2 separate regions of the Homo sapiens genome follow, and region 1 is linked to region 2. The links are chromatin loops, found by intact Hi-C in ENCODE. Cell type or tissue: heart left ventricle. All regions are shown on one strand. Links, peaks and the distances in the headings refer to the core of each region. The heading gives the core; the rest is flanking DNA. Region 1 overlaps LOC101928014 (a long non-coding RNA gene). Region 2 overlaps LOC124902216 (a long non-coding RNA gene).

What was found. Peaks named below come from ENCODE experiments on the same cell type or tissue, not always from the same donor. Only the 100,000 strongest peaks of a DNase experiment are listed, where the experiment ranks them.
Region 1: a loop joins it to region 2, with 5 times the contacts of the local background. A loop is called at or near these places in 50 of 110 quality-filtered maps.

What each region holds. Positions count from the first base shown.
Region 1 is chr9:93,823,283-93,834,655 of GRCh38, reverse strand. The region is part of intron 1 of LOC101928014 (a long non-coding RNA gene); the gene reads right to left. Among named protein-coding and RNA genes, the nearest start is that of MIR4291, 9.6 kb to the right of the region's middle. RefSeq lists an enhancer at 4,549-4,718. In heart left ventricle, for the core only: a CTCF peak has its summit at 7,051; DNase peaks (open chromatin) are centred at 7,025 and 8,155; H3K4me3 peaks cover 452 bases; H3K27me3 peaks cover 4,464 bases.
Region 2 is chr9:93,956,337-93,967,709 of GRCh38, reverse strand. The region is part of intron 1 of LOC124902216 (a long non-coding RNA gene); the gene reads right to left. It overlaps BARX1-DT (BARX1 divergent transcript), which reads right to left. Exons shown (of 2, transcript NR_144455.1): 1 at 10,842-11,373; 2 at 9,788-10,197. Among named protein-coding and RNA genes, the nearest start is that of BARX1-DT, 6.2 kb to the right of the region's middle. RefSeq lists enhancers at 1,072-1,241, 11,299-11,373. In heart left ventricle, for the core only: a CTCF peak has its summit at 4,560 (motif pointing right); DNase peaks (open chromatin) are centred at 4,589, 7,149 and 8,699; H3K4me3 peaks cover 1,332 bases; H3K27me3 peaks cover 5,307 bases.

The sequences.
Region 1 (11,373 bases), core at 2,336-10,335, 130 kb after region 2:
AATCCAGCAATGAACAAAAAGAATTATATACTATGATCAAATGAGATCTATCTCAGGAATGCAAGGTTGCCTTATCATCTGAAAATCAGTTAAAGTGATACACTACATCAACAGAATGAAGGAAAAACCCATACTTTCATCTCAATTGATGAAAAAAAGACAGTTGACAAAATCTAACACCTTTTTATGATAAAAACACTGAACAAACCGAGAATAGAAGGAAACCAATGAAAAACCCATGAAGTTAACTTCATATATAATAATGAAAAGCTGACTTATTTTCTCTTAAGATCAAGAAAAAAACAAGGATGTCTGTTCTCACCACTTCCGTTCAACTTTTACTGGAGGTTCTAACCAGCGAAATTAAGTAAGAAAAAAAATAAAATGTATCTAGATTGAAAAGTAAGAAATAAAATGATCTCTATTTGAAGAAGAAATGAACTTTTATACATAAACTCCTAAGGAATTCGCTAAAAAAACTATTATTAGAACTAATAAACAAGTTCAACACAGTTGCAGAATATAGGATCGATATATAAAAATCAAATATATTTCTAAACAACATTTACAATAACATGAACAAGAATAAAATACTTAAGAATAAGTTTAACAAAAGAAGTGCAAAACTTTTACTTTCAAAACTACAAAATATTGTTGAAAGAAATTAAAGAAGACCTAAATAAATGGAAAAACATCCCATATTCATCCCATATTCATGGACAAAAGACTTACTATTGTCACGAACGCAATGTTATCCAAAATGATGTGCAGATTCAATGCAATCCCTATCAAAATTTCAGCTGATTTATTTTTGGAAATTGATAAGCTGACCCTAAAATTTATAAAGAAATTCAAAGGACCTGAAATTGTCAAAATAATCTTGGAAAAAGAACAAAGTTGGAACAGTCATTCTTTTCCTATTTCAAAACTTACTACAAAGCAATAGTGATCAAGACATTTTGGCAGTGGCATAGGAAAGACCTTTATTTAAATGGAATAGAACTATGAGTCCAGAAATGAGCTCTCACTTTTATCGTCAATTGATTTATGATGAGGGTAGCCAGATGATTCAATGGAGGAAGAAAAATCTTCTTAGCAAATGGTACTAGGACAACTGAATATCCACATGCAAAAGAATGAAGGAGTATCCCTACCTCACACCATATACCAAAATTACCTCAAAATGGATCAAAGACTTAAATGTAAAAGCTAAAACTATATGTCTTAGAAGAAAACACAGGTGTAGATCTTCAGAATCTTAAATGGGAAATAGTTTCTTAGATTGACATCAAAAGCACAAGCAGCAGAAAAAAAATAGACTGAACATCATCAAAATTAAAACTTTTTACACTTCAAAAGACACCATCAAGAAAGTAAAAAAAAACACAAAGTGAGATAAAATATTTGCAAATCGTATATCTTATAAGAGATTTGCATCTAGAATATAAAAAAAATTACTACGAAATAACAAAAAGACAAGTAACCCAATCTATAGATGGGCAAAGGGTCTAAAATGACATTTCTTTAAGGAAGATATACAATAGATATTAAGAATATAAAAAGATGTTTGCTATCATTAGTCAACAGGCAAATGCCAGTCAAAATCATGAGCTATACCACTTCACATCCACTAAAATGACCAGAATAAAAAAGACAATAGCAAGTATGTAGAGAAATTATAACCCTTATGCACAGTTGGTGGGAATGCAAAATTGTGCAATTGCCTTGGAAAACTGTTTAGCAGTTCCTCAAGATATTACAGTTTCCATATTACCCAGCAATTATATACCTAGGTATACACTCAAGAGAAATGAAGACTTGCATATGAATGTTCAGAGAAACTATTTAATAACCAGAATTAATAGCCCCAAACTGGAACCAACTCAAGTATCCTTTAGCAGGTGAATGATCAAACTACTGTGTGGTGTATTCACACCATGGAATCCTACTCAGCAGTAAAAAAGAATAAAGTATTTATACATGTGACAGCATGGATAAATTTCCATGCAATTAGGCTGAGTGAAAAAAAGCTACACATGAAAAATTTTGGGGGGTGATTTATATGTTCAGTATTTTCATTGTGGTGAGGGTTCCACAGATAGATAGATAGATAGATAGATAGATAGATAGATAGATAGATAGATAGATGATAGATAGATAGATAGACACAAACACATACACATATGTACAGAAGCATATCAATTTTTATTAAGAAAAAGACAAATTACAGAATGGAAGAGAGTTATTTGTAAACCACATATCTGATAAGGGTTTAATATCCAGAATATATAAAAACCCTTACAACTCAACAACAAAAAGACAATCCAATTAAATAATGGGCAAATAGCCAACAAGACATGAAAAGATGCTTGACATCATTAGCCATTAGAAAAATGCAAATCAAAACCAGAATGAGATACCACTTTACACTTACTAGGATGGCTATAACTAAAAAAAAACAGAAAGTAGCAAGTGTTGACAAAGAGGTGATGAAATGGAACCCTCATACATGCGTGGTGAGAATGTAAAATGGTACCAACACCATGGAAAAGTTTTGAAGTTCCTCAAACAACTAAACATAGAGTTATCATATAACCCAGCAATTTCAGTCCTAGCTATATACCTAAAAGAATTGACAACAGGAACTTGAACAGATACTTGTTTGCCAGTGGTTTATGTAGCATTATTCACAATTAGCCAAAGGGTGGAAACAACCCACCCTTAGAGGAATGTGGTTTATCCATACGATGGAATATTATTCCACAATAAAAAGGAAGGAAATTCTGATACATACTACAGCATAGATGAACTTTGAAAACATGCTAAGTGGAATAAGCCAGACACAAAAGGACACATACTCTGATTCCACTTACATTAAATATCTATAATAGGCAAAATCATAGAGACAAAAATTAGAGTTTACTAGGGGCTAGAGGGGAGGGGAAATGGAGAGTTACTGTTTCATGGGTACAGTTTCTGTTTGGGGTGATGGTTGCACAACAATGTGTATTACTTAATGTCACTGAATTATACACTTAAAACAGTTAAGATGGCAAATTTTGTGTTATATATACTCTACCACAATTTAAAAAATAATTAATAATATACCAAAAATCACTGAATTTTACACTTTAAATGGGTGAATTGTACGGTATGTGAATTATATCTCAAAAAAGCTTTTCTAAGAACTTATCAACTTTCATACTTTACTTGTTTGCATTTTACTACGTATCAGTTATACTTCAATAAAGCAGTTAACAAAATGCTGCAATGCATGACTTTGATAAAAATAAAAATTAAATCGTAAGGAAAAAATTAAATTCCAAATGCAGTCTCTTAATCATTCCAATAATACGGATTGATACAGTGCAGAAACATGCAGTCCCTCTTCATTTCCCTGCTTCCCTGAAATCCATTCATTTAAATAAGAATAGTGTGTGCCCCACTCAGCATGTGCCAGCGGGCTGTGACCTCCAGCACACCATGCCTGAGTTTATTTACACTGGTCTTAGGAGGTGAGTGCTGAGGCACTGAGATTCAAGGGACATAGATGGGACAATGGTGACTTAAGCTCAACAAGCCTTGGTTTCTTTATCCATGAAATGGGAATAATAATATCTGCTTCTAAGGATTAATGAAGGCATCTTTCCAAAAGGGTGGTGTGTGGCACATGGAAGAGGCTGCCTACACACAGCTTTGAGTAAGTGGGGGTCTGATATCCTCCCGTGAAGAACACGTCGTCCTTGCCCGGACTTCCACATCGAGGGAGGGAGGAAAGAACTCAGAAGGGAAGGGCGAGGGGAGCAGAGTGGCCTGGGATTGGTGTGGAGTCCATGTGCTTCTCAGCCCCTAAGAAGTTGTGGAGTGATGGGTGAGTGTGACTCGAGAGGGGTGGGCAGCACCTGGAGTGGGGAGCTGAATATCAGAAAACAGAGGGGCCCGAAGTGGAGACAGAGTCCCCTGGACAGTAGGCTTCTCAAAGTCCCTTTGGGCAAACGCTGGCCTCTGTCCCCAGGCCCACTGTTAGTATTTTATTCCATCCCATCCCTGCAACGTGCCTCCTATCCTCACCTGCAAGAGGCAGTGAAGCTACCTGGCAAGGGGGTGCAGAGGAGGAAGGGGCTCAAGTTGCACCCCCATCCACCCTCTTCCCAGCCCACAGGCTCTGCTACTATAGCACCCCCTTCCCGCACATTGTCCCCTCAACCAGGGAGGCTGTGCAGTGCCAGACATCCCTGGCTGGGCAGTTGGTGGCAAGGGGCTCTCTCTCTGTCCCTCGGTCTCCCCACCCCTGGGCTGTGATCTCCCCACACCTCTCCTGGCTGGGACCTAGCCATGCCCCCTGCCACCCTCCCAGATTTGTCCATCCCTCCAGGCCTTCAGTCCCCCAGGACCTAGCTCTGGACAGCCAGGCTGGGCTATGAATAGCACACAGCCCTTTTCCTTTCCAAATATAAAATGTTTGCTTTCAATCAGGGGCGTCTGGGGAAATGGAAATTATAGGATTGGAGAGTGTCCTTGGGTAAAGAAATACCTCGAATGCCGAAACCTCGCAGGGCCTCTGATTAGGGCTGGAATAATTCCTGCTCTAATATAAACAAGCCTCACTAGGCTAATGGGGGGCAGGGAGCGAGGCCGGGAAATAGGGGCATATGCCTCGTCTTTGTTCTCTTTCCTCCCAGCATGCCAGTGCAGCAGGGCCCGGGGGCCCGGGGCGTGGAGCAGCTCTGGGGGCCCCTCAGGACATCAGAAACCTTAGCTTTGTGGCGTGCTGAGTGACCACAGGCAGGTGGCTGTCCTGAGGCCTGGTGATCCCACAGGGGTGGGTTGGGATAGATGGGGCATCCATCTTAAAGGCTGTCTGGTCTAGTCCCGGCTCCTTGAACCCCTCCATGCTTCTGGGCCTTAGCCTGGCTCTGGGATTTGGAGGAGTGACCAGGGCTGAAGCCAGCAAGGCAGATGGGCTGGGGCCAGAGAGAAAAGAGGGGAGCCTGGGGAAGCGGTGCCAAGCAGAAATTTCCCAAATGGTCAGTCAGTCAACAAACATTGGTTGGCATCTTCTCGAGGCACCAGGATGTAATGGGGGTGAAAACGCTGTCCCCATCCTCAAGGGGCACAGAGTTGAGTGAAAAAATAAACACACCAACCGTAAGTGTTAGCAGCGTAGCACAGGGTGGAGGCCTGCAGAGGGAGGGCCTTGTTCCCAGGGTGGGGACAGGAGGGAGCAGCTCCCCGTGCCTTGGAGGGCTTGGCCCTCTCCTCAGCACTGTGCTGCCACCTCCTCATGGCATTCCCTGTCAAGAGCCCCCGTTAGACCAACACCTCAACTTCCCAGAGCAGGGAAAGTCCTCGCAATTACCAAAGATGTTTGATAACACCCAGCGTCAAAGCACAGACTCATTATTTGTTTTCTTTTTTGCAGAGTGAACTCTCAGGCTAACTGCTCTTGCTTGGCATCCAGTGCGAAGGTGTGCAGCCACCTCCACGCAAAGCATTCAGAGAAAGGAGGCAGGCCCAGGTGAGCACAGCTAATGAAACATAGAGATTGGGAAACTCTGGAGAGCGTTCATAAAAACTCAAAGGTCTCAAAATATGTGGTCATGTAGTTTAGGAACCTCAGAGGCCTGCAGAGGAACAGGACACGGTGGGTGTTGGGTCGCAGGGGTCGGGTGGGGGTGCCTCGTTTCAGTTCTGGCTCTCTGTCTCTGTTGCCTCAGGCAGCTCCTTCTCCATTCTAAACCTCAGTCTCTCATCTGTAAAATGGGTACAGTTGGTAAAGAAAAAGCCATCTGAGGTGATGCTAAGGAAGAAGGATCATCAGGACATTGGGGGTGAGCAGGCTGAAAGTCCTGGAGCCCCCCAGTCCACGGCGCAGGCTGGCTGCGGTGTCTTGGTCAGCACCAGCTCTCCGAGAGGCCACCCGGCTTGGCTCAATGTATACTGGAGGCCCAGACAGGTCAGGGAGGAGGCAGAGGGCTCAGCTGGTATCTTTGGAGAGAAGTGGAGGTGCCAGCAGTGTGCGCAAATCACCTTGTTTTGTCCTTGGGATAGTCTGGGGGGAAAGTTGAGAGCCCCTAGGTCTTGGGGTTGGGGGAAGCCTTGGGAACTGGGACCCACAGGTGAGGGAGGGGCTGGGAAAATGCCCCAGCTCCTCCTCCCCTGCCTCCAGGGGCTGAGCTCTGTCAGGATGAGGATGAGATCCACTGTCCAGAGCAGGAAGGAGGAGGGGAAGAGGCAGCCAGGCCCAGCGTGGGACACCTGCCCAGTCTCCCCCTGGGTGGAAAAGAGCCCTGCCAAGGCCTGCCAGGGGCTGCTGCGGACCCCTGCTGAGTGACTGAGGCGGGACTCACCCTTCACGCCCCTGTTCAGCATCTTGGGTGAAAAACTTGAGAACGTGGCAGGCTGCAGCCGCAGGCCTCAGAACCAGCAGGGCCCAGCAGGAGGAAGCCGGCACCTGGAGGAGCAGGCTTGGCCGGGGATGAGGGCAAGGGGTGGGACCCCTCCCCAGGAGGGTGGGAGCGGGAACACGCCCCAGGAATGTGATGGCAGCCTCGGCAGATGGCCCCCTGCCCGCCCGCCCGCCCTGGGCCGCCAGCGGTTCCGTATTTACACTACATTAATAATGGTTTAAACGTTCTCATAAATAGATGCTGATTAATTGGCAATCCATTTGCTGAAGCCCGGCCTGCCAGACGGTTTCCTGGAGGCCCGTTCCACATCCCTATAAACACCATCAGCGAGCAAAGCAGGCGCTAATGTACCCGGCGCCCAGCCCGCCCCCCGGCCGCCGGAGCAATTCCTCAGGCCTGAAAGGGCCACCGACCCGCAGCTGCACCGGCTGCCTGGAATTCCCGGCCTCGGCCGTGGGAGGACGACTCCAAGGGCCCCTTCGGGGCAAAAGGGTTCCACTGGGTGGCAGAGAGGGCAGAGGCACGGTGGCCCAGCAGCCGGTGCAGTGGGGCGCAGCTGGCCCCCACAGGCTGTGCTGGCAGAAGCTTGCTGGCTGAGCTTGTCCCGCCTGAGCCGGGGGCGGCTCCTCTCTGCTGCCCCCAGTGGCCTGCAGACCGCCATTGCAGTGGTCACTCTATACCACCGGGTCCAGGCCCTTGGGTCTCTAGGGATCTGGAGACCATTCTGGGACAGTGGGCTGAGTCCCTCCATGCCGGGGTGAACCAAGCCCGGGCTCATGGCTGCTTTAGGGAGCAGTCACTGCCCTTCACTGCCCGTGGGCAGTCCGGCACCTCCCTGCTCTCTCTCGGTCTCCCTGGCCTGCGTGTGCCCTCTCTTTTGTTCACCTGGCAGAGGCCTCTCTTCTGTACATTGCGAACCAGGTTGCGCCTTGTGCACAGGGTGTCGGGAGGAAGGGTACGCATTCATGCAAAAAGCAGAGCCGCTGCAACCTACCTGACCTCTTGGCCCTCCTCTACAAAGCTCCTGTCCCTTAGGGGGAGGGCTGAAGGAGGGCTCGCCCCCTGCCCCTGCGGCCCCGCCTCCCTCAGCACCTCACCAACATCAACTCTTCTCTGCGTGCCTCCTGCATCCATTTCGCAGATGGAACACTGACGCTTGACAGTCACCTGCCCAAGGTCGCCGGCTGGCAAGTGACAGTGTCAGAACTCAAATCCGGCATCTGCCCCAGGGGCCCTGACCAGGGAGTCCTGCTGCCCTAGGATGGGTTGTTGAAAGAATGAATGGGAGTGAATGAATGAATTTTACAAACCCAGGTCCAGGGAGGGAAAAGGATGGGGGAGGGGAGAGCCGAGGAGAGGGAGCCCCTCCCACCCCTTCCCTGATGATTGGTTTTTAAACCTCGGGCAGACCCAGCCCGAGTGGGGAGGTCAAAGGTGGCCACTGATGGCTGTCACTCAAGCAAAATAGCCCCGTTTTCATTTTTCACTTGGGCCCAGACCCCTCCAAACAGACAGTGATTAGGCCCTGATTGAGCCTTTCCTCTGCCTGATGACTCCCACATGTGACCCGCTCCCAAATTACATGCAAATGTTCCGCGGACGAGCTGCTGAAAGCCCCCGCCCGCCCCTGCCTCCGCCCGTACTCCCGGGAGGGGCGGCAACCCGCCCCGCGCATACCCCCTCCCCCGCAGGTGCGCGTCCAGGTTCGGGTCTGCCTGGCTTTACCTTACCTGCGTCCTCTCCGCTGCTTCCCGTGCAGGTGCGAGGCCTCGCGCACCGCAGCGCCGCCTGCCGGTGACGTCTGGCCTCCGTTTGCTCATCTGTGAAGAGGGCGCGATGATGGAGGCCGAAGGGTGCCTGTGGACTTTGGCACAGCCTGTGCGCGGTGCATTGTGTTCTCCAACCGGAACGGGAATGGTGGCGGCGGCGAAGGCCATGACTGTAATTGCTGTTAGAGTCATACAGCTGAAATGCTACGAGCACCGACTGTGAGGCCAGAGTGCTAGGCTCAGAGGAGGCGCAGCACGCAGTGCCAGCCCAGCCTGCGGCAAGTTATTGGATCTGGCTGCCCCCGATTCTCGCCGATGGAATAGGGGTCACAAGAATGCCCACCTCACAGAGGTGTGGAGAAACAGAATAAACACACTCATCTACAGTGCTTACAACGGCACCGGCCACACAGTATTACGTTTATAACTGACGCTGCGCAATTCTGGGGGCACAGCGCATATAGAGGGGACTTTGTGGGCAACAACCTGGGACGGGGCAATCATGCAGCGGGAACAGCCCCGATGTCTCACTGCCCCACGCAGTGATACCAGCAGCTGTTGTCCTGGAGTCTTCTGGGCACCAGTCTGTCCTGGAAGCACCTCTGTGGCCAGCTCCTTCATCCTCGGGTCGGTCCCGTGAGGTGGTAACACCACGATTTTCATTTTCAGAGGAGGACATTGTGGCCCAGAGAGGTTCGGCAGCTGGTCAGTGGTGGAGGTATCCTGAGGCTGACCTCACCTGCAACTTGGGAGCTGAAGCCCTGGCCTGCAGACGGCAGAGAGGACAGCTAGAGGAGGCTGCCATGGGGTCAGCCTAGAGGCCTCAGCTTATCCTAGGCCAACACCTCCTTAGATTATCCCACCTAGGCCCTCAAAGGACAGGACTCCTCTCTGCAGCATCCTAGGGGTGCAGCCGTACAGGCCCTGGTTACATGCCTCCTGTGAGGGGGAGCTCAGTCTCATGCCTGGGAGAGCACTGCAGCCCTGAGCCAGGGAAGGGAAAGGCCTTCCTATTGCACAAAGCCTCCTTAGCTTCAGGAGGCATGCTTGTCTCACTGCCTTGGGTCAATCACTATGAAAGACACACTGAACACACATACACACACATGGAGAGGACGAGGGAGAGGGAGAAAAAGTAAGAGAGAGAGGAGAGAGACCCACTCATGGACCCAGGGAGAGGTGCAGATCTGGGAGGGAGATGATCAGGGTGTGCAGTAAGTCCCCAGGGCAAAGGGCTTTCAGAGAGAGATTGGGTTGGGGATGGGAGAATTTGTGCTTTGGACTGGGGAAGAGGGGAGTGAGGCTGAGGCAGAGAGGAAGGCAGGTCTTGGAGGCAGCAGAGCTCAAGAAAGAAGGAGCAGGCAGGTGGGGGGCAGAGAGGTGGGGCCTTTGACTTCACTCATTTGAAGTGACCAAGAGCTCTTTCTGGGGACAGGCTGAGTGGGCAGAGTGAGGAGGAAGGAGATGAAGACATGAGCACAGCTGGGCTGCAGAGGGCTGTTGGGCAGGTTGTGCACTGCACACAGGAGCTCCAAGGAGTCCAGCCAGCTCCTGCTGGACACACTCAAGGTTGTAGCCTGCGGCCAAGAGGGGCATCTTCCCCTGAATCCCACAAAGGTACCCTAAGGCTAGCAGGTCCTTGGGCAGGCTCTGGGGGAAGGGAGGGCACTCGGGAAGACTGAACTGCTGGCTGGTGGGTTTGTCTGTGAATTTTGAGGTGAAAAGGACGAGGGCCTGTGCAAATACTGGTTGGGGAGCAAGTCAGGACAGAGAAGGGACCCTGTGGTGACTTGCCCTGGGTCACAGGGCCAGCAGTGACACAGGTGGGAATTGCCCCCACCCTCTAACCATGCTGGCCACCCCTGCCCCTTGCACAGTGGCCCTCCATTTCTGGGCAGGAAGCCGGCCGAGCCCCTCCCTCACCGGCAGGTGGGTGGCCCCTCATCAGCCTGATGTGGAAAGTGAAATAACTTCTCCCAATTACCCTCGAATCTGGAAACTTTTTGTGCCTCCGACATTTCCTCCAGCCTGGGAGTTAATCAGCCCCTTGGCTGTCCCCTTGCTGGGGCCGGGTGTGGGGGCACCAGGGGCAGTCGTGCCCTAGAAAATTATTTCTCATCACCAATTATTGCCCATTAGAGCTAATGGTTGCGCTTAATCACCGTACACTTATCTGGGGTTTTTTAAGCCACTGGAACAGCCTCCCCTCCACCTTCTCCCCCCAACCCAGTTCTCTCTTGAGCAAAGCTGAAGCCATTGCCAGAAATATATATTTTTTTAACCAAATCACACATCTGATACCGTTTTGTTTGAAAAATGAGCTGCCCTCCCCTTTCGTGTCTGCTGGTCACACAGCCGTGAAGTTGTGGGACAGCAATGGGACCTCTGTGGGGTGCATTCCCAAGGCCTCTGGAGGAGGTGAGACTCTTCCTCCCCAACAACTCTGCAAGGGGGAGGGGACTTAGCCCCAGTGACAGATTAGGAAACTGAGGCTTGGAGGGATGTGATGAAGGTCACCAAGGAGTGATGTGAGGCGGCATGAGTCGCCCCGCGCTCTTTCTGCTTCGGTCTAGGTGCCAGAGACGGAGCAGGAAGGCAGCCCTGGGGAATTCTCACACTGTTGGAATTGGGACCAGGTGAGTCAGGTGGAATGTGGCTCACCCACAGCAGCCCTGCTAGGCCAGGACATCAAATCAGAAATTCTTTTGAAAACATTATTCACATGTCCAACCAAGAAATGGACAGGCTCAGATGTTCCACTCTGCACACACAAAACCTTTGGCTCATGAGGGCAATTCATGATTTTCTTGGGCAGAAATCTGCTCCACAGTCTCTTTCCAAAGAGGCCAGAGCCTCTTTGAGCCTTGGTTTCCTAATCTGCAAAATGGGGCTCTGATTCCTGAAAGAGCAGGACTGCTGTGAGGACTCCAGGTGCTGCCTTGAACCTGTAGCTAGTGTAGAGAGTCAAGGAATGGGCACAGAGGGGCCTGGGAGCAGCTCCGTCCCTAGAGGGCTGGCTTGAGGAGGGCTGCAGACAGGTACCAGGGACATAGGGCTGTTGCCTACTGCCACAAGCCAGGGCCTGAGACCACACTGTCCAACAAGCTAACTTGTTCCATGGACCCTTGCTGGGAATCTGAGAGCCTCAGGCAAAGCCTTGTGGGGCCTACGGAAGTGGGTTCATTCATTCGGAA
Region 2 (11,373 bases), core at 1,367-9,366:
AAGCTCAGCATCACCTAGCAATTGTGGACGTAGTTAACTGGGGTCTGAATCCCATTGCAGAGTGTTGTGCCTTCACTCTCCCAGGCACGGCTGGCCGGGGGGACCTGACTGGTCCAGTGAGGCAGTGATGGGCCTGTGAGCACAGTGAGACCACACTGGCACCAAACTCAGACTCAAGACTTAGCATGATTGGAAAGACAGAAAGTGCCTGGGGAGGGAGTGACTCCTGCTGGGGTGTGTTGTTGATTAGTGCCATGCTCACATCAGCTGAGACAGCCCGTGTAGCTCAAAGCCCTTGGGGTAGGCCTGGGTCGGCCTCACCTGCACACATCCCTGCTTTCCCCTAACCTGGGAGAAGCGAGGGGAGGACAGGAAGGGGTAGAGTAGTGGTCAGGGTGCTCCTCCAGCCCAGGCCTGGCTGGCAGAACGTGGCATCTCACAGGCTGTGTCAGGCATCAGCCGCAGCCGGCGCTGGTGCCAGGAGCCTCCTGAGAGCCCACACTGGATCCAGCAGGCTGAGAGGCACTTGTCCTGCAGGGCATGGAGAGGGAGGGGTGACCTCCTATGGGCAGCACCTGTGCCCTGAGAGTGGGGCTGGGTGGGGTGGAGGCTGTGGTGGGCGCAGAGCAGGGTGGCCCCAGCCACCAGAACTAGGGTCTGAGAACATAGTCAAATTCTGCATGCCACCCTGTCCTGCATCTTGGAGCCCAGGACAATGAAACCAGGGGTAGGAGAAAAAGGAACCAGACGTGCTCCCTGGTCTGCGTCCACTGCTGGCAGCTCTGCCGCCTCAGCAGAGGATGGCCACCACCTCTGCCCTGGGACTTGCCTGGGTGAGAGGGGCCTCCCCTCTCCGGGCAGCGTCTTCCTCGGATCTGCTCCTTTTTTTTTTTTCTTGAGATAGAGTCTCACTCTTGTTGCCCAGGCTGGAGTGCAGTGGCGCAATCTCGACTCACTGCAACCTCTGCCTCCCTGGTTCAAGCGATTCTCCTGCCTCAGCCTCCCAAGTAGCTGGGAATAAGGCACCCGCCACCAGGCCCAGCTAATTTCTGTATTTTTAGTAGAGACAGACTTTCACCATATTGGCCAGGCTAGTCTCAAACTCCTAACCTCAGGTGATCCACCTGCCTCGGCCTCCCAAAGTGCTAGGATTATAGGTGTGAGCCAAGGATCTGCTATTTCTTAATCACAGCAAGGTGGCGGCTGCAGGCCATCACAACACCAGGGCTGGCCAGAATGTGGCCCCTTGTTCTCTTGTCCATGCTGTGGCCAGCCTCCTGCCAAAGGGGCTTCCTCAGGCACCAGCGGGCATTGTAGGGATGAAGGACATCACAGTCCCTCTGCAGGCAGGGTCACTGGCCGGGGGTGGACTCCGAGGTTTGCCCCTGGGTGATGGGAGAGGGCGAAGATTCAAACAGGATGTCTGCCCTCCTGTGGTCTCTCTCCTGTGGCAGACATGAGGCTCCCCACCAACACACACACCTCCCTGGCTCAACTTGGGTGCTACTGCAGCACAGCAAAGCTCTGCAAACACTGCTATTATCTCATATTATTATCTCCTCCATGGGTCAGGATCTGCTCAGGGTCTCATAAGGCAGCAATAAGGTGCCAGTCAGGCTGCGGTCTCACCTGGAGCTCTGCTAAGGAAGACCCACTTCTGAGCTTATTCAGGCTGTTGGCTGAGTTTACCTGCTTGCTCTGGGTCCTGGCCAAGCGGGCCCTCTGTCGGCCGCTCACAACATGCAACTGGCTTCTTCAAGGCTGGCAGAACTTCTCTGACCTCAGGGAAGACCTCAGTCACTTTTTTTTTTCTTTGAGACAGAGTCTTGCTCTGTTGCCCGGGACGGAGTGCTCTGGTGTGATCTCAGCTAACTGCAACCTCTGCCTCTTGGGTTCAAGTCATTCTCCTGCCTCAGCCTCCCGAGTAGCTGGGATTATAGGCATGCGCCACCACGCCCGACTAATTTTTGTATTTTTAGTAGAGATGGGGTTTCTCCATGTTGACCAGGCTGGTCTCGAACTCCTGACCTAAGGTGATCTGCCTGCCTCAGCCTCCCAAAGTGCTGGGATTACAGGCGCGAGCCACTGTGCCTGGCCCCAGTCCCTCTTAAAGGGGTTGTCTCTTAAAGGGGTAGTCAGGCCCAGGACAATCTCCCTTTCGATCAATTCAAAGTCCACCAGTTAGGGACCTCAAAATCCTTTTTGCCATATCAGGTAGCACCATCAGGGTGATGCTATCCTATCACACTGATAGGCCCCCTATATTCAAAGGGATGGATTATGTAGGCCACAAACACTTTGATGGATGAATTTTGCTCTAATCTGTAATAGAAACATAAAATGGAAAGCCAGTAGACTTATAAATTAAGGTGGATTTTTAACAGCAAGTATGCAGATAGGATATGTTTTCTTCCCTTGTTTCAATATGTTGCTTATCATCTGGGGAAGGAGCAGGCAGAACTCAAAACAATGATAACAACCTTTTCTACCCATTTGGTTTGATGAGAAGAGAAGCAAACAAATAATTGGCAGGACTGTTGGGAACAGTTGTGTGGGTTGCACACTGCACAATCAAGAAGTGCTATTCTCAGCACAGTCAATGACACGCCTGGGAGTTACGTAGTCTGTAAATGGCAGTCCTGCTCTCCTAGACTGAGCCAGAATGGGATGGGGTTGGGACCAGCACAGGGCCAACCTATGGAAGGAGCCCAGTACCATGGGTGTCCTGACCAGAACTGAGTCCACAGGGCCCTGCCCTTTGACTGGAGATGCCTTGCCTGCTGTTCGTGCTTGGGTAGGAACAGGGCTGCCTCCCAGGGCACTCCCTGGTCAGTGAGCTGTGTCTGCAGGGGATGGCTGCTCCAGTCCATCTTCTCCACTCAGAGCAGGATGAGGTGGGTAACAGTAAGTCCAGATCTGGACACAGTGAGCGTGGTGTGCGGGTGACCTTTGGGCAGCTGGAGCTATAGGTCTGTCTCAGTGGCAATCAGCGAGGGAAAGTAGGGGTTAAGTCAGAAGGTGAAGGACCCCAAAAAGGTCATTGTGATACTGTGGAGGGAGCACTGGTTCCAATCCCAGCTCCACCTCTCAGGCAAATGAGGTCACCCCTCTGTGCCTCAGTTTCCTTGTTAGTAAATTAAGGGTAAAATTGCCAGTCTCCTACAGTGGAAGACATAAGTTTAAATGAGATCATGTAACATGGGGCACAAGGCCTTGCACAGAGGGTGTGCTCTCTAGAAGACTGACTAGGGCTTTTCCAGGTTGGGGAGTGCAGTGGAACCCACAACTGTACTGAGAGACAGACATCCCTTTTCAGTAGCAGGCCCAGAGAGCATCCCCATGGGCTTCAATACGGGGCACAGAGCTCAGCCTCTTAAGTCCCTGAAGGTCAGAAGTAGCTGGCTCTAAAAGTATCCAAACATTTAAAATCCAACCTGTGCTGTCTGGCCTGCTGAGCGCAACACCAACACCCCACAGTGGAAGCCATGAGCTCACTGTGTATGTCTGGAAGCTCCCCACCCCCGGGACTGAGGGCCTCCCGCACGCCTCTGCTCCATGGCATGCTCCCTCCTGCTGTGTCCACCACCTTCTGCGTGCTGTGTCTTTGCCACTGGCTGTGAGCACATTTGTACGTCTCTGCATGGTTAAACTGCACTTCCCGTGGGCAGATAAGATGCCTTTTTCTTTGTATCTTCAGCAACCAGCAAGGTGTTTGATACATAGAGAGGGAAAGTAAATACTGGATTATTTTTCTTTTTTTAAAAAAAAAATTTCCCTCAGCTTTACTGAAGTATAATTGGCAAATAAAAATTGTATATATGGCTGGGCATGGTGGCTCATACCTGTAATTCCAGCACTTTGGGAGGCCAAGGCAGGTAGATTGCTTGAGCTCAGGAGTTCTGGAGAACAGCTTGGGCAACATGGTGAAACCCTGTTTCTACCAAAAATACAAAAATTAGCCGGGCATGGTGTGTACCTGCAGTCCCAGATACTAGGGAGGTTGAGGTGGGAAGATTGCTTGAGCCCAGGAGGTGGGAGGATTGCTTGAGCGCAGGAGGTGGAGGTTGCAGTGAGCTGAGAGGGCACCAGTGGGCTCCAGCCTAGGTGACAGAGTCAGACCCTGTCTCAAAAAAAAAAAAAAAAAAAAAAAAGGATGTATTCAATGTGTACAATGTGATGTTTTGGTATATGTATATACCGTGATGATCACCACAATCAAGCTAATTAACATATCTATCGCCTTACATAGTTACCATTTTGGTGAGAACACTGAAAACCGACCCTTTCGGCACACTTCAAGCACACAATACGTGATTGTTAACTATAGTCACCATGCTGTACGTAGATCCCCAGAATTTATCTTATAACTCAAAGTTTGTACCCTTTGACCGACATCTTCTCATTTCTCCCTCACATCCCGGCCCTAATAACCACCATTTCACTCTATTTCTATGATGTCAACTTTTTTAGATTCCACATACAAGTGAGATCATGCAGTCTTGTTTTCCTTTATAAGTGGAACGGTTCCGAGTGAGCATGGTTAAGACTCAATATGACCAGCAGAGGGCGCAAGAACCAAGGAAGATGCGGGGGCGGGGCGATAAGGCCTCCCTGTGAGCAAGATTTCCTGGAAACACTTCTAGCAAGCAACACATTTATAATCTCTATTTTTTCTGTCATATTCTTTCCCTTTGCCTAGTCCCTGCAAGATTTGTCACTTGGCAGCTGCAAAGGCTCAAGGCTTGGGAAACTCCCAGAAAATCAGAGCCACCGCCCCCTGTCCATCCACATTTCAACAGCTGGAGAGGATTTAGATGGAATTGCCAGGGGTTGGGAATGGCTGGTTGGGAAGAAGCACTGTCGCCGGGGGTGGCCTTCGCCCTTAAGGGGCGTCAAGCCTACGTCACTGGGCTCTCAGCAGTTCGTTAGGCAGCCACTGAAGGGAGTGAGCGCCCTGTCTCCAGGGGTGTGCAAGGAGCTGGAAGGCAGGGTAAACTATTTCTACTCCAAAGGCTGTTGCAAGGATTGAGAGGGTGATTGTACGTTGTGCAATCCGGTGTCTGGGTATAGTATTAATAAGGGAAACATTTAAATTGTTGAGAACTCAGAAATGGGTGTAGGAAATGAGTCAGGTGATTCTGTGTTCCTAAGTCCCAAATACTGTTAAATTAATAGATGCTTTCCTGGAGAAAAGAATTTAAAAGAAAAAAATGTTAACATAAGGCAACATGTCTGATATGGAAGTGCAATATTTGTGCTATCAGAATAATTGAAACTGCACAAGAATTGGCAAACTGTGGCCCATTGCCTGTTTTTGTTTGGCCAGCAAACTGAGAATGGTTTTTACATATTTAAGTGGTTGAAAAAAAAATAAGAATCATATTTTGCGATGTGAAAATTAGATATAATTCAGGTTTTCATATCTATAAATAAAGTTGGTTGGAACACAGCCATACCCACTCATTTATGCATTATCTAGGGCTACTTTCACACTACAAAGACAGGGCTGAGTCACCACAATAGGGCCATGTGGCCTGCAAAGTCTAAAACATTTGCTTATATGGCCCTTTACAGAACAAGTTTTTCAATCCATGACCTAAGCTGTTAACACTAGCAAGGAGAAAGATTCACCTAAAAACCCCCTCTTGTTTTCTCATTTGGGAAAACTGAGGCTTGGACAGGAAATGGGCTTGCTCAAGGGCAGTAGCAGGAAGAGGTCTGCAAACCAGGGGTCCAGCTCATCTCGAGGTCCCCTGTGTGCTTTGCCAATCTGCAAATATGTGGAATTTGGCCATTTGGGAACTGGGCTTGTAAGCCCATTCCTGGCACCAAGAGGCAGGAACAAGGCAGAAAGTACAGATGTGACATGGGAGAGGGGGCCCAGGGAAGCCCAGTGCCTGTGGAGGTGGCACCAGCTCCTGTCCCATCCTCTTCGTGTGTCATCTTCAGTCAGTTCAAACCAGCAGGAGGCAGGAGGGCTGGCCTGGAGCCAGGGTACCAGAGGCTGATCCTGCCTGGCATCTGAGGGGTGGTGTGGCTGTAGCCTCCTTTTCCCCACCTAGACCCCAGAACTCTTGCCTGTAAAAGAAGCACCATGCCCCCTGTTCCATCCCCTCCCGAGCAGCACCCAGTGGGAGGTGCAGCTGGAGGAGGCAGTACCCAGCCCCCTCTCCCTTCCAGTCCTGGCAAGGTGGTGGAGGGGGGAGGTGGCAGGTGAAGACAGGACTGGTAGCCACAGTAGAGTCCTGTGTCAGGAAGGACAGATGCAAGTGTGAGTCCCTGCTGGAATGTGGGCAGGCCAATGTGATCTGGCCTGGCCTCCCTGCCACCAGGAGACATTCTGGAGGAGATGCTGTGGTCCACCTCACCTGGCTAAGGGGCCAGGGCCCAGACCCCTTCCCCAATCCCAGGCCTAGCTCCCCAGGCTGCCCAAGCTGGAAAGAATTCCCCACCCCCTACACAGGCTATAGAACCCTCCAAGAGCTCTGTGCCTATTAAACGTATTAAATCTGCAGAGCGTCTGGCACCTGGTGGGCACACCGCGAGCATGAAGGCCTCTTCTCTTATTAGGAGGACGGGACTGTGGCTTGGCCGTCCTTCTGATGAAAAGGAACAGAAAGTGGGGGGAGCGGGAGCAGAAGAGGAGACAAGAGCGAGAGTGAACGAGCAACAAAAGAAAGAAGAGGGGTGGGGGGAGGACTAAAAAAAAACAAAAGAAAGAGGAGGGGGAAATGGGTGGAAGAAGGGAAGAGAGGAAAAAAAAAAGCAAATAAAGAAAGAAAAGGGGAAAAGAAAGAAAAGCCGAGTCGTTTCCGCGGGCGCCTCGCCGCGTTCTGGCCCGCACGAGCCGGCCGCTCTCTGGGGTCTCAGGCTCTGCACGTCGGGGAGGCTCCTCGAAAAGCCGGGTCTGCAGCTTCCAGGGGCTGTGACCAGCGCTTCATGGGCTCTGTGGGAGCCCGGGGTGGAAACCAGGTCTCGAGCTGCGGCCTGGCACCAGCCCAGATGGGGCAAGGGAGGGCCTGCGGAGTCGGTCCGCACCGACCCTGACTCTCCTCGGAAGGCCGAAGCTGTATGCTCGTGGGGATCAGTCCTGGGCCAAGGGAGCATTCTCGAAGGGTCCACACTCGCCGGGGGGAGAGCGCCTGTGCGGGTCGCAAACACCATCCCCGCCCGGCCTTGCAGTCCGCGCCCAGCAGCGCGGCCGTGCCCACAGAGCCCCGGCACCCAGACGGCTACTTCCTGGCTCTGGGTGTGGCCTCAGGCGCCGCTGGTTCGCGTAACTGGACTCGGATGCAAGGTCTCTGCGGGAGCCGCCGGGGCTGGCGAGCGGTGGGTGTGAAATGGAGGCGGGACCCGTCCAGGGCCTGGAGGGCTGGGAGCGGCGGGCTGGCGGCTCCGCGAGTCCAGGAGCATCGCCTCAGGTTCCTGGACCACTAAGAACCGGGTCATCTCCGGGTCACAGGAGCGAGTTATTTATTTCCTATCTAAGGATCTGTCTTTTATTTTTATTTATTATTTTGGTTAAGAGACGGGGTCTGGATCTGTTGCCCAGGCTTGTGCAGTGGGGCAATCATTGTTCACTGCAGCCTCGAACTGTTGGGCTCAAGGAATCCCCCTACCTCAACCTGCCTAGAAGCTGGGACTACAGGCGCTTGCCACCACGCTGGGCTGTTGGATGTATTTAAACTAACACTTCCATAGAAAATTAAACATTAAAAAAATCAACAACAAAACTTACAAAACAAAAATAAAGTAGCGAATTCCAAAGGAACAAATTTGTAAATTGCTCCAAGAGGGGGAGCTTGGAAAGAGAGGGGGATGTGTCTAAAGGCGCTGTCACCCGAAACACAATTTGACCCCGAGCTTCTAGGGCTTTGAAATGACTCAAAACGAATGCCCACATTTGAGTTCGAAATTTTCATGAAAGAAAGGGTCACAGAGACTGGCTTCTCCAAAGAGAAAGCGAGTTGGTGGTCTCCAGGAGATAATGACCTGTAAGCGTGGGGAGGGGGTAATTTTATAATTCCAAAATTTTCTGTTTTGAAGCTAGAAAAGATGTTGCCAGTCTCGGCTCGGGGCAAAAGCAGGGCGAACGCCGCAGCCCACCCGGACAGGGCGTTCCGGGCGCGGTCCAGGCGGCCTCTGTCGGGCACAGCACACCTGCGGCCAAGGCCGGTGCCCCAGTCCCAGCAGCACCACCAACGCCACCAACAGCCTGCTGGGCCAAGGACAATCAGAACCAAAGGTTTAAAAAAAAAAAAGAAGAAGAAGAAAAAAGAAAAGAGGAAACGAGCTCCATTCCCGGCGCTCGCGACGCGTCCCCAGGGACGGACCGTGTGCTGGGTGGCTGGGCGCGCAAGGCTGCGCGGGGAGCAGAAGGCCGCGAGGTGGGGCGGCCCGGGGCCGCCTGGGCCCCTAGGGGCTGGACGTCAACCTGTTAGATAGAGGGCGTGGGACCCCCCGCAGGCGGCTGCTCGGACGACCGCATCCGGAGGTGAGCTGACCGTTCTGGAAGAAGCCTCCGCTCCACCGCGGCCCCAACTTCGTTTTGCCAATTAAGATGCAGACCCGCTGCAAGTGGGAGCGGAAACAAACTGCCCACGGCTGAGGCGGATGGAGGAGAGCCCAGCGCCCTCCAAGCGATGCACGATCCCCCTGCCGCTGGCTGCTGGCCGCTGAGCCTGCTCGAGTGCTCCTTCCAGACTTAGCTTCCTCCTCTGTACAACGAACGGCTCCTGGACCCGTTCGCACGCGGAGCCATTTCACAATCCCGTCTGGGAGGCGCTGGAGTAGGAGAAGGGTGTGGGTGGAGGGGAGGTGGTTCTGGAACCTACACCTGAATGCTTAGGGGATTCGGTTGTGGGAATGAGGTGGTCCCCTCCCTGTCCCGCAGCCTCCAAAGGGGCTGTAGGGTCTGAGGGGCAGAACATGGGTGGGGAGGGGGCCGGTTCTGCGCTCCGAGGGCCCCTCATCCAGCGACCGGGCGGCGCCGAGGAACCCCTGCCGCCCGGAGCCCCTCGCCGCCCGGCTGCTAGGGAGGGCGGCTGGCCCGGGGCGCTGAGGTCACCTTTTCCACTGCGCCCGCCGCGAGCAGGACGGTTTCCGGGATTTTCGCGGCGGCGGCTAGAGGCCTCGGGAGGGGGTGTGTCCCAGGCGTTGGGCTGGCAGCTGCGCCCCTGGGGTGGGGACTGCAATCCCAGACTGCACCCCACTGGGGAGGAGGCTTCCCCTCTCTGGGCCTCGGTGTCCTCGACAGGGAGGGGGTTCCCCTTCTCTGGGACCCTCTTTTTTCGGCCGCCAACGCGGCAGTGCCTGAGCAGAGGAGGCCCCGCCGCCGCCGCCGTTTTTGTGTAATTTTCGCCTAAAAGGGGTTTATCTGCTGGTTTGCCCTGGGGTCGGGCGACGGGGAGGCTGTGTCTATCAAGAGCCGGGGGATCAGGGACAGACCTACAAGGGAGGTGTTTTGGGCGACCGGGGGCAGGACCCTGGCTCTCTCAGCCCCTGGAGCCAGCTGCGGTCTCCCAAAGTTCCCTAGGCGCTGGGCATTCTCCTTCCAGCCCTCAGGGCCTCATTCCCAAAGCCACCCTCTGCTCATGCTGCAGGGCTGGCCTGGGGCTGCAGGAAATGGTCCTGGCCAGAGTCCAAGGAGCTGGGGGTGCACACCTGTGGAATGGGGTGAGGGCTGGGCTGCACTACTCTTTTGACTCCCCAAAATCTAGAGATGAGGCCTCCATCCTGAAAATGACCCCCTTCCCCACAAGCTGACCAAGAAGCTACCCCAGGGGGATGGCTCATAGTAAAATAAGTTTAGTGACAGCTGATGAACAGTGTGATCCCCAAATCCTTGGATCTGGAATCTGGGGACCCATTTTGAGGATGTGAGACCCTCAGGTCTTGAGCATGGGGCAGAGATGGTTCAAATTTGGGTAGCTTCTGTTAGGGCCCAAATAACAGGGGATGGGACAGAGGCTAGCTGGGCCTACTCAGGGGAGAAACCACCACTAGGCTATGCCCTTAGGGAGATGCAGAAGCCAGGGGGTGAGGAAGGGGCAGGGGCCCTGCTAAGATGGGGGAGGTGAGGGAGGAAGCCGGAAAAAGGAGCTTGATATGGCTCTGTACAAGAAGCAATAGTAAACCAGCCCTACTCACTGGAGTCCCTGCACCAGGGCTGCCTCTTGCTGGGCCTCAGTTTCCCATCTGAAAAAGGAGATGGTTGGATTGAGTGATACTATTGCACTCATCTAGGGAGGGTTCTCTGAGTCTACCCGTTGATAGGGGGAGCCTGACTGGGCTGCCCCAGCCTCCCAGGAGACACTGGCTTGTTTCTATTTGCCAGGTAGGATGTCAGTGGCTGCTTGGCCAACAGCGACAGGGCCAGCTTCCTGGTCTCTTGGTCTCTCAGGAGGAGGCCTGCTCAGTGTGGGATACTGTTGCTCTTAGTGCGCCCCTCTCCACCCTTTCCAAAGAACCATGTAGGCTCACAGCACCACTCTCCGAGGGAGTCCGAAGCAACTGGCGGCCATTGAGGCCACCTTCTTTCAGTCCCAATGGTAACTCTGAGTTCAGAAAGTCATGCAACAACTGGGAAGGAGAGACAGTGGGCTCTTGGGACTGGGATCTTACCAGAGTAAGGTAGTCTTTGTCCTCACTCCAGGCCCTACAGACAAAGGATCTGGGCCACTTCCTAGTCCCCACCTGCCCCCCACCCCCACTCCCGAGTCTGGGGCAGGTGCCAGGGACTGAGGGCCAGCCTGAAGGCCTCCCCACCAGCAGCTGGAGCTGGAGAAAGGACTTCAACTTGGGTGGGGGGCATGGCTGTAGGTGTGGTAAGCCCTAGTTACCTGAGGTAAAGACTGAGGCCCCACATGGAGCTCACAGAGGAAGTCCGGGTGGCCCAGGACACCCCCAGTGCATCAGGCGCTGACTGGCAATGGTGGATGGGGCTAGGAGGTAGGCCCTGTGATTCCTGAGAAGGAGGAGGGCAGATGCTCCTCCCCCAACCTCCTGGGGACACTTCTCCCCTCTTGCCTGGAGGAACTGTTTTCTCTCCAAACAGACCTAAGGGCTCCCAGGGTGCAGGACCCTCGGAGTGCAGGACCCCCTCACTGAGTTCTCACAGTCTCTCTGGAGCCAAAGGTCAGCATCTCCTCAGGACAGGTAAGGAAACAGGCCCAGAAAGGGTCAGTGGTTTCACCAGTAGTGGCAGGACCAAAGAGAGGAGTTCAGCGTAGGGTAGCTTTGGGGTTGTTCACTCCACGGCTTGGGCTTATACTCTTCTAAGGATGGAAAGAAAGATCTAGAGAAGGTACTGCCAACTTCCTCCACCATGTTGGAGCTTTTGAGGCTCCGCAATGGAGCCAGGTCCCACCAGAG